Linked DNA regions of Homo sapiens: region 2 is linked to region 1. A link is a contact called in ENCODE Hi-C or POLR2A ChIA-PET data. All regions are on one chromosome and are shown on one strand. Each heading gives the region's core, a stretch centred on a gene start or an enhancer-like site at or near the end of the contact. The rest is flanking DNA. Distances are from core to core; before and after follow the strand shown. Region 1 overlaps ATL1 (atlastin GTPase 1). Region 2 holds the start of PYGL (glycogen phosphorylase L).

What was found. A loop is a pair of places that touch in the nucleus more often than their neighbours do. ChIA-PET counts read pairs that join two places held with the same protein, here RNA polymerase II (POLR2A). Pooled maps may share reads with other maps.
Region 2: a pooled map shows a loop between it and region 1 (2.3-fold over the local background). The contact joins the promoter of PYGL here to the enhancer-like site in region 1. A Hi-C loop is called at or near these places in 1 of 168 maps with a recorded cell type or tissue (HepG2) and 3 of 50 pooled maps. POLR2A ChIA-PET finds 5 or more read pairs at or near these places in 2 of 52 experiments (Panc1 and RWPE1).

What each region holds. Positions count from the first base shown.
Region 1 is chr14:50,597,640-50,604,044 of GRCh38, reverse strand. The region is part of intron 6 of ATL1 (atlastin GTPase 1); the gene reads right to left. Among named protein-coding and RNA genes, the nearest start is that of ATL1, 41 kb to the right of the region's middle. Within about 2 kb of position 3,029, at least 3 of the 41 ENCODE cell types and tissues checked have a DNase peak (open chromatin) inside an H3K27ac peak, as active enhancers do.
Region 2 is chr14:50,940,725-50,947,129 of GRCh38, reverse strand. PYGL (glycogen phosphorylase L) reads left to right here and starts at 2,647. Exons shown (of 20, transcript NM_002863.5): 1 at 2,647-2,969. The coding sequence starts at 2,727. It overlaps LOC124903314 (a long non-coding RNA gene), which reads left to right and starts at 4,540. Exons shown (of 2, transcript XR_007064163.1): 1 at 4,540-5,021; 2 at 5,925-6,329. It overlaps LOC400212 (a long non-coding RNA gene), which reads left to right. Exons shown (of 4, transcript NR_170195.1): 4 at 666-840. RefSeq lists a silencer at 2,468-2,627 and an enhancer at 3,296-3,819.

The DNA.
Region 1 (6,405 bases), core at 1,780-4,279:
ACAGTGCATGGCACAAAATAAGCATGCAATAAATTGCTGTTATTGCTCTTCTGGACATTTCAGGTACCTAAATGTAGAAATTGGGAGAATCCTAGTCTACACCACTGACCTAGTTCTATGTAGCCAGATAAGCATTTCTTCTAATCCATACAGCTCTCAGATCACCTAAATTGCTCTCTCGACAGAACATGGGATAGGGTAGATAACTTCCTCAGCTGTCTTTTTTCATATCATTTCCTTTAATTTTCAGCCCAAGCAGGCCGACATCAGCCTTTCATTTTCTCAGTGAGGTCATGCATTTATCAGGTATGACTTGGCAGTTATAATCATCACAGATATTTGACCAAAGATGTTTTGTTTCAAAGTAGCTTAAATCACTATCAAAGAATTTTTTGTGCAAATGGACATTCTCAAATCATGGGAATAAAGGGTCCTCAAACATAATTAAGCAAACTAGAGTAAAATAATTCCTAATTGTCCTGTGTAGGCCCAATTTGAATAAGAAATGGTGAGAAACAGTACTTGTCCTAATGTAATAGAGTATTATTATATGCTTCCCCTTCTATTATTTTTCAGCAACCTTCAGTTTAACTTAAAACTGGCACAGACTGATGTGCTCACTAATAATTACATCTCCACTGAAAGGAATGTGAAGAATTGAGTTTTTACCTTTATCTCACAAAGATAATTTGAATATCTGTGTAAGGTCTAAGGTCTTGCTGGGCTTTTAAGTGTATGAAAATGGTTAATAAACATGCTGTAGGTGAAAACTGGGCTGAATTAACTCCAGAAAGTGAAGTACTTGACACTGAGGACATGGAAGAGAAGATAATAAATGTAAATAGTCCTAAAATATATGCTCAAGAAAGAAATAAGCCTTCTAAGAGAAGTCAAGTTTGTGTGAAGGAAAGTTTTTTTTTAGGGTTTATGCTTCCTACTTTCCTATTACAGGCCAACCTTAATCTACTAACTATCTGTACACAGAAATGTACATAGAAATGGTGCCCTATCTCTCTGCTACCAGAACCTTCTGCCATAGATGCTGTCTGCTGGAGTGTGCCCAGTGGCTAAATCTGTCCTCAAATATGTGCTTGAGAATGACATAGAGAGTGCAGATTCCCTGGTCTAAACACAGGGATTCCAATTCAGCAGAACTGTGGCATGGCTCAGAAATGATTCTAACCCAGGTGCCTAAAACACCTGCTTCTGCATCAATCATCAAGGCTACAGATATGCTGCAGCCCCATCTCTTCTCTGTGAGCCATACAGCCTAAATCCTGCTAAAATTCCCAACTACCTCAGGGCTCTGGGCCTCAAAAAGGTCCAGAAATCATCAAATATATTCAGGACTCTGCCTTAAAGGAACCAAGGCTCAGGAACTTCGTGACCACTATTTAAATTTGCTGTAGATTAAACAGGATTTTGCAGACCGGCCTACTAGAAACAGACCCACCATGTCGAAATGCCACTGAGAAATGTATTGACATCTAAAACACGAACTCAAGTGAATCTTGAGACTATAATACACTTTAGTAAATGGGGAATGTTTCTATTTCTTCATAGCCTACATAATTAGAAGGCATGAAGTGATTAAATCGTAAACTCCTGGGCTGCTATTGCCAAAGGGTACATTTAAAGGTATAATACAGGGTCTTCTTAGTAAGGGGGATCTGTTTTTAGCATAGACCCCATAACAAGCTTACTGTTGTTAGCACATGACGGAGTGGAAACCCTCTCCACCACCACAGCCCAGCAGAACTGAGAGGACAAGAGTGACAAGCACACACACAGAGCTCCTCAGAGTCATACAAGTGGAAAATGAGCCTTTCCTGGGGAAACAAGTAACTGGCGGCTGGTCATTTAGCAGAGCATTAGAGGAAGACAGCCTTGCTTGGTGTTGATAAGCAGCCTGCATTTAGAGTGAACTTCAAATAATGTCTGACAACATCAAAAATATCCAGAATTAGTCGTAGGGATCCTGCCCCAAGGATGTGATCATCCCAATACAGAACAATGTGGGGCCAGGTGTGGCTCATGCAAGTCTAAATGACCAAGAAAGAAAAACTCATAACATACCAATATAGACACAAATCTATCGCACGTGACAAGACATTTTCACTAGGTTCTTAGAGCAAACTGGGTGTTATTACTCAAATAAAACTTGCACAGTTATTACATACAGCCATGTTTAAATTAATGGAAAAATATTGTCATTCTCAACAAAAACTGGAAGTCCTAAGGTAAAGAAGCTAATATAAAGAACCTAGTTATTTTATAGATAGATATGTTAATAAAGTAGCTCCTGCCAGATTTTTATACTTTAAATTCAAATGCTCATAGTGAGCAAAACAGGTGAGAAAATAACTAATGTCACTTAGAGAACTCTATACTATGTCTTAATGTGAATTATACTTCCTGGGCGTGCTACATAGTTTAGAGCTGGCTCATTAGAGGTTGCAAAAAACAGTTGTTAAATTTTGAGGAATTTTTGCAAGTTGGTTGACGTCATGGTAGCTTGAAATTGGCCATGGTAAAAGTATTTACACCATAAAAATTAGCAAATAATATATATCAGGCTCACCTCCTCCCTCCTCCCCAACCAGTTTTAAACATTTTGCCAGCACACCACTGGTTACACTTGCACTTCAATATTGCTTTTAAACTGAATTCATTTAGCTTTTAATTCTCTCTTTTAAACCATGGTTTTTAAATACACGAACATATTTTTGTTTGCTTGATTACAGCTTGATATAAATTGTTTTTTTAAAGAATCAAGTTAATATGTTAATTCAGCTATTCATTTTCCCAGCTAATTGTCTTCATATTTGTTGTTTATTATAGGTCTGTTTATTATTCATAATTGTACTGTATTTCAGAGTTAAGAATTCTTCTATTTTAAATTTGTTTAAATTAATTTTGTCTATTTATTTATTTTTTGAGATACGGTCTCACTCTGTTGCCCAGGCTGGAGTGCAGCGGTGCAATCATAGCTCACTGCAGCCTCAAACGCCAGGGCTCAAGTGATCCTCCCACTTCAGCCCCGCTCCAAATAGCTGGGACTACAGGCGCTGTAGTTCTTTGTGGATTTTTTTTCTTTCACTTTTTGTAGAGATAGAGTCTCACTATGTTGCTCAGGCTCATCTCAAACTTCTGGTCTCCAAGCAATTTTCCTGCCTCCTCCTCCCAAAGTACTGGAATTGCAGGCATGAGCCACCACACCTGGCCTTAGTTTAATTTTAATATAAAATTATTTTTAAAATTTCATTATCCCTCACCTTACTTTCTCAGGCAATGTTTAAAATTTCCCCACACTTTTACCCAAATGAATAAAGCTGTTAACTTATCAGAGAGAAGAGGATAGAAGTGACCTGCTAAAAAAGATTGCTAAATCGAAATTTCATTTAGAAGTTATTTTACTTTGCAATTTTTTGCTATGCTTTTTCTAACTGAAATTTGAATTATTTAACTCATATATGTTTTGAAATTTGAATGTATTTGCATTTTATCTTTTGATTTTATAATGTATTTTTTGTTTTGGATTTGGTTGCTTTAATCTAAAATACTATAAAATAACTTTGGATGCCACCTTTACTACTTAATGAGCTTCGCATTTCAATTTCAGGTAGTTAAGAGTTACAAGTCCAAACATGTTTAGGAGTCATTGTTGACTCAGTCAGCGAAAACTTTTTTCTTGTCACTGACATTTCATAATGTCAACAGTTTACTAACTAGGGTAATCTCTTAAAGTTTTTTTCATTGTTTGTTTTCAACTCTTTTTTTTTTTTTTAACCAAAAGCCGCAACTCTATCAATCTTTATCTCTCATCTGTTTTATTGGAGCATTGATTGGTCTTTTCCAGTTTTAATGTTTCTGGCAAAATGTAAGGAGCAGTGACATCTGCTGGTAAGACCTAAAGTCCCTTTCTGTAATTTACAATGGAGTTCCCTACTCTGGTTTGCCAGTGGTTCTGAGTAACAAGTTAGAGAAGAAAATCAAAACAATAGCCTAATTACCATATAGCACTTCAACGATCAACCTAACAAATGATAAAAAAAAAAAAAGACAACAGAGTCTAGTACATATTGTAAATCATATAGAAGACTGCAAGCAAGGCTGGTTTTATTCTACCTCACCTCCTCCCCACACCAGGTTCCTGAGCCCTCAGGAGAATTCATACCCCTTCATCACAGCATACATCATCTCTCCATGCTACTTTACTTCATCATATTTTTCCCAGATCCTCACTCCCATTCCTCAACTATTCATTCCCACCCACATTCACTTTAATATATATTATAATATGCATAAATAGTATCATGTTATAAATCTCACACTTTTTTCTGCTTACTTCTGTACAAATTTTAACACTCTATTCATGCTACTCTATGCACTTTTGGTTCATTGCCTTTAGATGTTGCAAAGTATTCCAGAGTATGCTTTTCCCCATATTTTTATGTATCTGTTCTGCTAGTGATGGACACCTAAGTTGTCTCCAAATTCCTGCTACTATTACTCTATCAATAAATATCCTTATATATTTCCTCTGCTCCATGGAATGGCTGCTCCAATCTGCACTTTCAACAATAGGGCCTGAGTGTTCCCATTTTCCCAAATCCTAGCTTTCATTGGTATTATCTCCATGTTCTACTTTTTGCCTATTTAATGAGTGTAAAGTGGTATTTCATTGTTGTTTTAATATTTATCTAATTATCAGTGAGACTTGACATCCCTTCAAAAATGTATTAGCCATTCAGGTTTCCTTTCTGTGACTTGTCTATTAATATTCTTTGCCTGTTTTCTGATTGGGAACCAGGTTTTGGTTACTTGCAAAAGTTTCCTGTATGTTCTGCTTAGTAATCTTTTGTTGACTTTGACATTGTCAATGTCTTCTACCAATCTGTTCATTTTGATTATAAAGTCATTTGATAAATACAAATACTTAATTTTGATGTAGTAATATGCATCAATTTTTTACTACATGGTTTATTTTAGAGGGTCTAATAAATGTTTCTTCACCTCAGTTCAGAAAAATATTCTCCAGCACTTTCTTCTATTAGCTTTATAGTTTTAACTTGCATATTTAGTTCTTTGATCCATCTGGAGATTACTTCTATTACAGTATTTAGTAAAAATCCAGCTCTTTCTTCAAATAGTGAACTTGTTTTTCCAAACCCAACTATTAACCCATTTATTTCCCACCAGTTTATGATGCCACCTCTATTGACTACCAGGCTCCCATATATATATGAGTGTATTTAAACTGTTTAGTTCCACTGAGCTTTGCTCTTGTATCTGTGTAGGACCTCACCATTTTCATTGCTATGGCTTTTTAGTGTGTATTGAGCCCTCTAATTCAGATCGTCTTCTTAAAAACTGACTTAAGGCCGGGCACAGTGGCTCACACCTGTAATCCCAGCACTTTCGGAGGCCGAGGCGGGCAGATAACCTGAGGTCAGGAGTTCGAGACCATCCTGGCTAACATGGTGAAACCCCATCTCTACTAAAAGCACAACAAAATTAGCTGGGCATGATGGCGGGCACCTGTAATCCCAGCTACTTGGGAGGCTGAAGCAGGAGAATCGCTTGAACCCGGGAGGCAGAGGTTGTAGTGAGCCGAGATCATGACATTGCATGCATTCCATCCCGGACAACAAGAGCAAGACTCCGTCTCAAAAAAAAATAAAAATAAAAATAAAATAACCTGACTCTTAAATCAAAACAAGACTTAATTCTTCCATATGAGTTGTAGAAAATATACAAAAATCCTATTGTAATTTCAATTATAATTGCACTGAGTTTGACTAATTTGTTGAGAATGAAATTCTCCACAACATTAAATCATACCATCTGTGATCATATTATATCTCTTTGGTTTATACAATTTTTTCTCTATGGTCTTTAATAGACCTTTGAATTTTTCTCCAGAAAGGTCTTTATATTTTGGTGGCTAATTACTAAAGATTTTTGTTTTGTTTTGCTATTGTGAATGGTATATATATTTTAAAACTTATATTTGCTAGCTGTAATTGCTGGTTTTAAGAAACGCTATTGGCCGGGTGCGGTGGCTCACGCCTGTAATCCCAGCACTTTGGGAGGCCGAGACGGATGGATCATGAGGTCAGGAGATCAAGACCATCCTGGTTAACATGGTGAAACCCTGTCTCTACTAAAAACACAAAAAAATTAGCTGGGTGTGGTGGCGGGCACCTGTAGTCTCAGCTACTCGGGAGGCTGAGGCAGGAGAATGGCGTGAATCCCAGAGGTGGAGCTTGCAGTGAGCCGAGATCGCACCACTGCACTCCAGCCTGGGCGACAGAGTGAGACTCCGTCTCAAAAAGAAAAAAAATAAACACTATTGACCTTTTAAAATTTAAAAATGTTATCACATAATATGATACCTACAAA
Region 2 (6,405 bases), core at 1,398-3,897, 340 kb before region 1:
GCATTCTATAGTTCATGATTTTTCTGCATAGAGAATTGTTCAAGCCGGGGGTGCAGGCTCACCGACTGGATAGTGAATCAAGAAAATAGTGTGTTCATTAGTTCATCATTACCCTGAGTTTCCAACAAGAATTTAGTACAGGAAAGTAGACAGCGGAGCTGGGAGCCATCTATTTGAAACTGTCTTAAGCAAAACTAAGAAACCGAGTAAGCTTGCTTTTGGTGTCTTTCATCCCTTCTTGTGTGCCCCCTAATTATTCACTCCCCAATGCCCAGACATTATGATGCCTTCTCCTGCTCAGAGACCTTTCTGGGAGGAAGACCTACTCAGACCTGGTATTCCCTCATCCTAGGCTCTACCCTATTTTTCATCCAGCTGTTAAAGCTGAGTGACTAATTTCACACTTATGTACGAATGACCCATAACTGGCTTAATGCTGTGACCATCTTGGGGGTATTCAAAGCTGATAAACACTTTTTTAAGTTATATAATAATCAAAGAAGCTTATCTTTCTGCTTTATTTCAAATTTCACCCCACAGGCCTTACTTATTTTTAAGATCAATGATTTTGATGGGCCCCCCCTTCCCACTCTTAATTCAGGGTATTTCTGGCCCCATCCGGATCCAAACTCTAATGCTCATCTCTTCCATACTGTCCTTTGCAGGTCATCGGTATTGCAAGAGTTGCATAAGGCCCAATTCAGTCTCTGCCCCAAAAGCTCAAGTCCAAACTTCAGAATCTGGGAGGACAAGGATTCAGGAAATTTTGTCAGAACTATGAGCTTTGAACTTTCACTTTTATGGTGAGGGTCACATTTGGTCTGAATCAATTAATCCATTACCCGCCCCCCCCCCCCCCCCCACCACCACCATGTGTGAATTCAAAATAATCAACTTGGGTTTATTATAAAAAACAAAATATATTAATATAAGTATACTAAGATTTTTCTAGAAAACTTGGCCGGGCGCGGTGGCTCACGCCTGTAATCCCAGCACTTTGGGAGACCGAGGAGGGCGGATCACAAGGTCAGGAGATCGAGACCATCCTGGCTAACACGGTGAAACCCCATCTGTACTAAAAATACAAAAAATTAGCCGGGCGTGGTGGCGGGCGCCTGTAGTCCCAGCTACTCGGGAGGCTGAGGCGGGAGAATGGCGTGAACCCGGGAGGCGGAGCTTGCAGTGAGCCCAGATCGCGCCACTGCACTCTGCCTGGGTAACAGAGTGAGACCCTGTCTCAAAAAACAACAAACAAATAAACTTAGAAGAATATATGTGACTATTGGCCGGGCGCGGTGGCTCACGCCTGTAATCCCAGCCCTTTGGGAGGCCGAGGCGGGCAGATCACGAGGTCAGGAGATAGAGACCATCCTGGCTAACATGGTGAAACCCTGTCTCTACTAAAAATAAAAAAATAAAAAATAAAAAATGCGAGGTGGCGGGCGCCTGTAGTCCCAGCTATTCAGGAGGCTGAAGCAGGAGAATGGCGTGAACCCGGGAGGCGGAGCTTGCAGTGAGCCGAGATCGCGCCACTGCACTCCAGCCTGGGCAACAGAGTGAGACTCCGTCTCAAAAAAAAAAAAAAAAGAAGAAGAAGAAAGAAAAAGAAAAGAAAAAGGAAAAAGAAAACTTAATTCTGGCAATGGACTGTTTCTAAAATAATATATTAATACTACTTAATGAGGAAGAAAAAACCTCTGACATCCTAAAATGCCAAGTGTTTGCCTTTACCAAGGTTTAAGCACACATAAACACGCATATTCAAATACCACCCAAAGTGGAGGTGCAAAGATCAGCCTGTACCGCACAGTAACACAGACTGGGTTGTTTTTTGTAAAGAAGGCAACTAGTCCAGTGAGTAATCCCTTCATTTTCCACACACATACCCTTCTGTTTTCTCCCTCTCCTCCCCCCACACCCTCCACTGCAGTTAAAACGTAATTCGAAGAAGCCTAAGGTAAAAGCCCCTGCCGCATAATGACCCTAGAGCTTCACCTCACCTACTCTGATTCTTAGTAACCTACCTCTAAGGATGAGAGACAGGGTGCTACGAGCGGGGCGAACTTTGGTCCAGGAGTTAAGAAACCTGAACCCTGGAGTCCTCAAAAAAAATGAATGAAAATAACAGAGGCGCCCTGAGGATCCAAGCTGGGGCGGTGCCAAGGGCTGGCAAGTGAGGTTGGGACAACAGAAGTCAAACGTGCCGTCCTTCCAGATCCCGGCGCTTATGGCGGAAGCCACTCCAGGTGAGAAATCCTAACAGTCATAATGGCATAACAAATAAACATCGGCAAAACAGCAGTCTGCCAACGACGTGCTTCCCTACACAGACGTCCTCCTGTCTCCACACTCTAGAGGGGAGAGGCGGAACAAATGCTGCCTCCGCAGATTTTGGAAATCCGGAAGGGAGCCTCCGAGCCCAGGTCCCGGGCTGGCAGGGGTCTCGCCGGCGCTTGGACCTCGTCTCCCACCCCCGAGCCCACTGCGGCCCCAGAGCCTCGGGAGGGGCCGGGCACTTCCTCTGCCCTCCGGCCTGGGGCAGGGGCCGGGACGCGGTGGGAGTGCAGCGGGGACGGCACCGCCCGAGGGGGCGGGCCCCAAACTTTCGTGCGCGTTGAAAGCTGCTGGCGCGGCGGGGCGGACTCCACCCCTGCCCGGCAGCCCAGCGCCTCCGGCCGCACTTCCAGCTCTCTGCGCAGCCCGCCGCGCAGCCCGCCGCCCCAGCCATGGCGAAGCCCCTGACGGACCAGGAGAAGCGGCGGCAGATCAGCATCCGCGGCATCGTGGGCGTGGAGAACGTGGCAGAGCTGAAGAAGAGTTTCAACCGGCACCTGCACTTCACGCTGGTCAAGGACCGCAACGTGGCCACCACCCGCGACTACTACTTCGCGCTGGCGCACACGGTGCGCGACCACCTGGTGGGGCGCTGGATCCGCACGCAGCAGCACTACTACGACAAGTGCCCCAAGGTAACCGGGGGCGGGACGGCGGGCCGGGGTCCAGCCCGGAGTCGGAGTCTCCGGCCGCGGCCGGGCGGGACGAGGTGGAGAACCCCTCAGAGTGGTCCCTTGCACCCGGTCCTTGCCCCGAAGTCCAGAGGAGACGTGTCTAGGCTGTGGGCGGGCAGCCTGGGGGACAGATTAGGCCTCCCAACAGACGCCGAACTCATGTCTCCGAGGTGCCACCCGCCAGTGTCCCGCCCAAACCACTGTGCCGTCCGCCCCTGGAAACCGCCAGGTGGGCAAAAGCCCAGGCCCCTCTCGCCTGTCCACTTCACAAACTTTTTTGGAACTTTGACTCTCAGCATTTAATCAAGAGGTGACGGGGGCCTCTTGTCCTGTATGCCGGACACTATTCTCTGCCCTGGACACTCAGCCCTAAACAAAAGGGACAAAAATCTTGCCTTGCTGGAGCTTGGTATTTTGGGAGGGGAGACAAACGCCGAGCTGGGAAAAGGTCGTAAGTCTCAGGCCTCTGGGAGTGGCTAAGTGTGGTGCAGAGGAGGGGCAGGGTCCCGCTCCAAGCGTAGAGCGCCGCCCACCCATTCTCCTGAGTGGGTGTAGCTCCTGGAATTCCGTGAGTCTTTCGCAAAGGCGGCCCAGGGCCAGGCAATGCCCTGGACTCGTCCTCCCCGAAGACACACACTCCCCCGACCCTTAGCCCTTCCACACCCGAGGCCTGCCCCCAGAGCTGCTGAGGAAGGCTGGTCAGGGACCACCTCCATCCACGGCGTGGGGGCGGGAGCAGAGACCTCCTTAGGGTGATTTTGGACCTACAGAGGGACAATATCTCTGCCTGACAGTTTGCGAAGAGGGCGAGAGGCAGTGGGGAAGGACTGGGGAGGACATGGCAGGGAGAGGGATTGTGTGCAGGCTGGAGTGAGGGCGGGTGTGAGTCTGTATTGGGAGAGGAAACTGGAGAAGCCAGGTAGAGACATATTGGAAAGAATAAAAGATTGGGATACATCCCAGGGGCAGTGGGAAATATATATAAACATTTATTAGAACTTTTTAATTATGTAAAGGTGTGAAGAAAAAAAAATGGTCTATAATCCCAGTGCCCAAGAAACCCCATAGGAATTTTTAAGAAAGGAAATGAATGTAAATTCTCATAGTAAGAAATTGCAACTGTAACAGTTTTCAAATGGAAAGTAACTCTTCTTCACCCCAAAGACCTAGGCCTCCACCAAGGTAGCAACTGCTAAAATGTATCCTTAAAAATTTAAATGCACCTTAGAAAACACTTTATGTATACATATATTTACTGTTTTGTTGTTTTGTTTTGTTTTGTTTTGTTTTGTTTTGTTTGAGACAGAGTCTCACTCTCGCCCAGGCTGAATGAAGTGCAGCGGCGCCATCTTGGCTCACTGCATCCTTCGCCTCCAGGGTTGAAGCGATTCTCCTGCCTCAGACTCTCGAGTAGCTGGGACTACAGGCTCCTACCACTACACCTGGCTAAGTTTGTATTTTTAGTAGAGACAAGGTTTCACCATGTTGGCCAGGCTGCTCTCAAACTCCTGGCCTCAAATGATCCTCCTTCCTTGGCCTCCCAAAGTGCTGGGATTACAGGTGTGAGCCACCACACTCGGCCACTATCTTTTAAAAATTTATTTACACAAAGGGAATGCTACTAAGTACACCATACTGCGCCTCTCATTAAAAATTATTTTTAACAATTTTAAGCGGAAGGGTGGGACACTGAGCATATATTAGAAACACACACTCACGCCTCTGTAGCATTTAGCATCATAGAGCACCAGAGAATCTTGTATGTTTTTCCTTCAGTGGCTTATGCAGTGCTTTATGGTTTTCCTGGTTCTCCGGCCAGTTTCTTCACTGGGCTCTCCTTTTCTACGTGAGTGCAGATATAAGCCAGGAATTCCGACGTGTGTAAATTCTGATAGCGATACACTGGGGATACAACAATGAACATGTTTCATTCCACACGTGTTCATCAAATATCTACTCCATCACAGTCGTCTGTCTAAACAGGATGGTTCCTGCCCTCATAAAGTAGAGCAAGTAGGTGTGTCCAAGCTCCTCTCCCACCTCCCTTGCTCTCCAATAACTGTGCAGATGAATCCCAAATATGGATCCCTAGTCTGAATTCCTTTTCTAACTCTATGCGTACATTTCTGAGTGTTTAGTGAACATATCTAGATATCTTCCTATTTCCTCAAACTCAGTACGTTAAAAACTCAAACCATTATTTCTCCCAATCCTGCCCCATCTTCCCGTGTTTTGTTTTGTTTTGTGACAGAGTCTCACTCTGTCACCCATGTTGGAGTGCAATGATGCAATCTCGGCTCACTGCAACCTCTGCCTCTCGGGTTCAAGTGATTCTCCTGCCTTAGCCTCCTGAGTAGCTGGGATTACAGGTGCATGCCACCATGCCCAGCTACTTTTTGTATTTTTAGTAGCGACAGGATTCCACCATTTGGACAGGCTGGTCTCGAACTCCTGACCTGGTGATCCACCCACCTCGGCCTCCCAAAGTGCTGGGATTACAGGCATGAGCCACCACGACTGGCCTCTGTGTTTTTTGTTTTCATGCCATTGTCATCTTGACAATCCAGACGCAAACTTTAGTCTCACTTTTTGCCGTTCAACTGTTTGCCAATTTCTGTTGATTTCTATAGGTTCCCTTGAATGACGTGCTCTCCTCCATTATCTCTTCCTGCCTTGGTGAGGCTCTAGCTACCCATTTGTTGCAGCTGACTTCACGTGGTTATTTTGCTTTCCAGAAGTGGTAAAACCGGCAGCCTGAGGCTGAATAAGGATAGCAGACATACTTTGTTGGCCAAGACATTTTTCAGGAATTTAATTTTTAGCGCCTGTGGTCAGGACTTGCACACTCCATTTCTTAGCCCAGTACTCTTCTTTGTTTTATGTGACCTCAATTACACATTTATTTTCTCTGCCTAGCTCCTGAAGGCATTTGAGTATATGATCCCGTCTCATTCTGTGCATTGTGGTCTGCTCAAGCTTCCTAAAGCAACGCATCTTGCCCCTGCTCAATTATCATTGGCTCCTCTTGCCTGCCATAGAACTTAAGCAAGTATTCGAAAGCACTTCTCAGTCCAGGTGGGCCTGTTCTTCCCTTGTTATCTTCCATTACCCTCTGTACCCACCTTGCTCTCCCAACAAACCAATCCCCACTCTGGGCCCCCGATTCACTTGCAGTGTCCTTCCTACCACATTTCTATGCTCAACTCTTGCCTGTCCTGCAAGTCTCAGGTTTATTGACAGGTGTTCCAGAGGTCTTCCCGGAAGTACCCAGGCCCTCTGACTAATGCTGGGGATAAAAATAAAACATACAATTTAAAAATATTTGTTATATCTTCTTTATTTTATTTTACAAGCCTTTTGAAAATATCCACTTTTTACATAAAATACTAGTAATCAT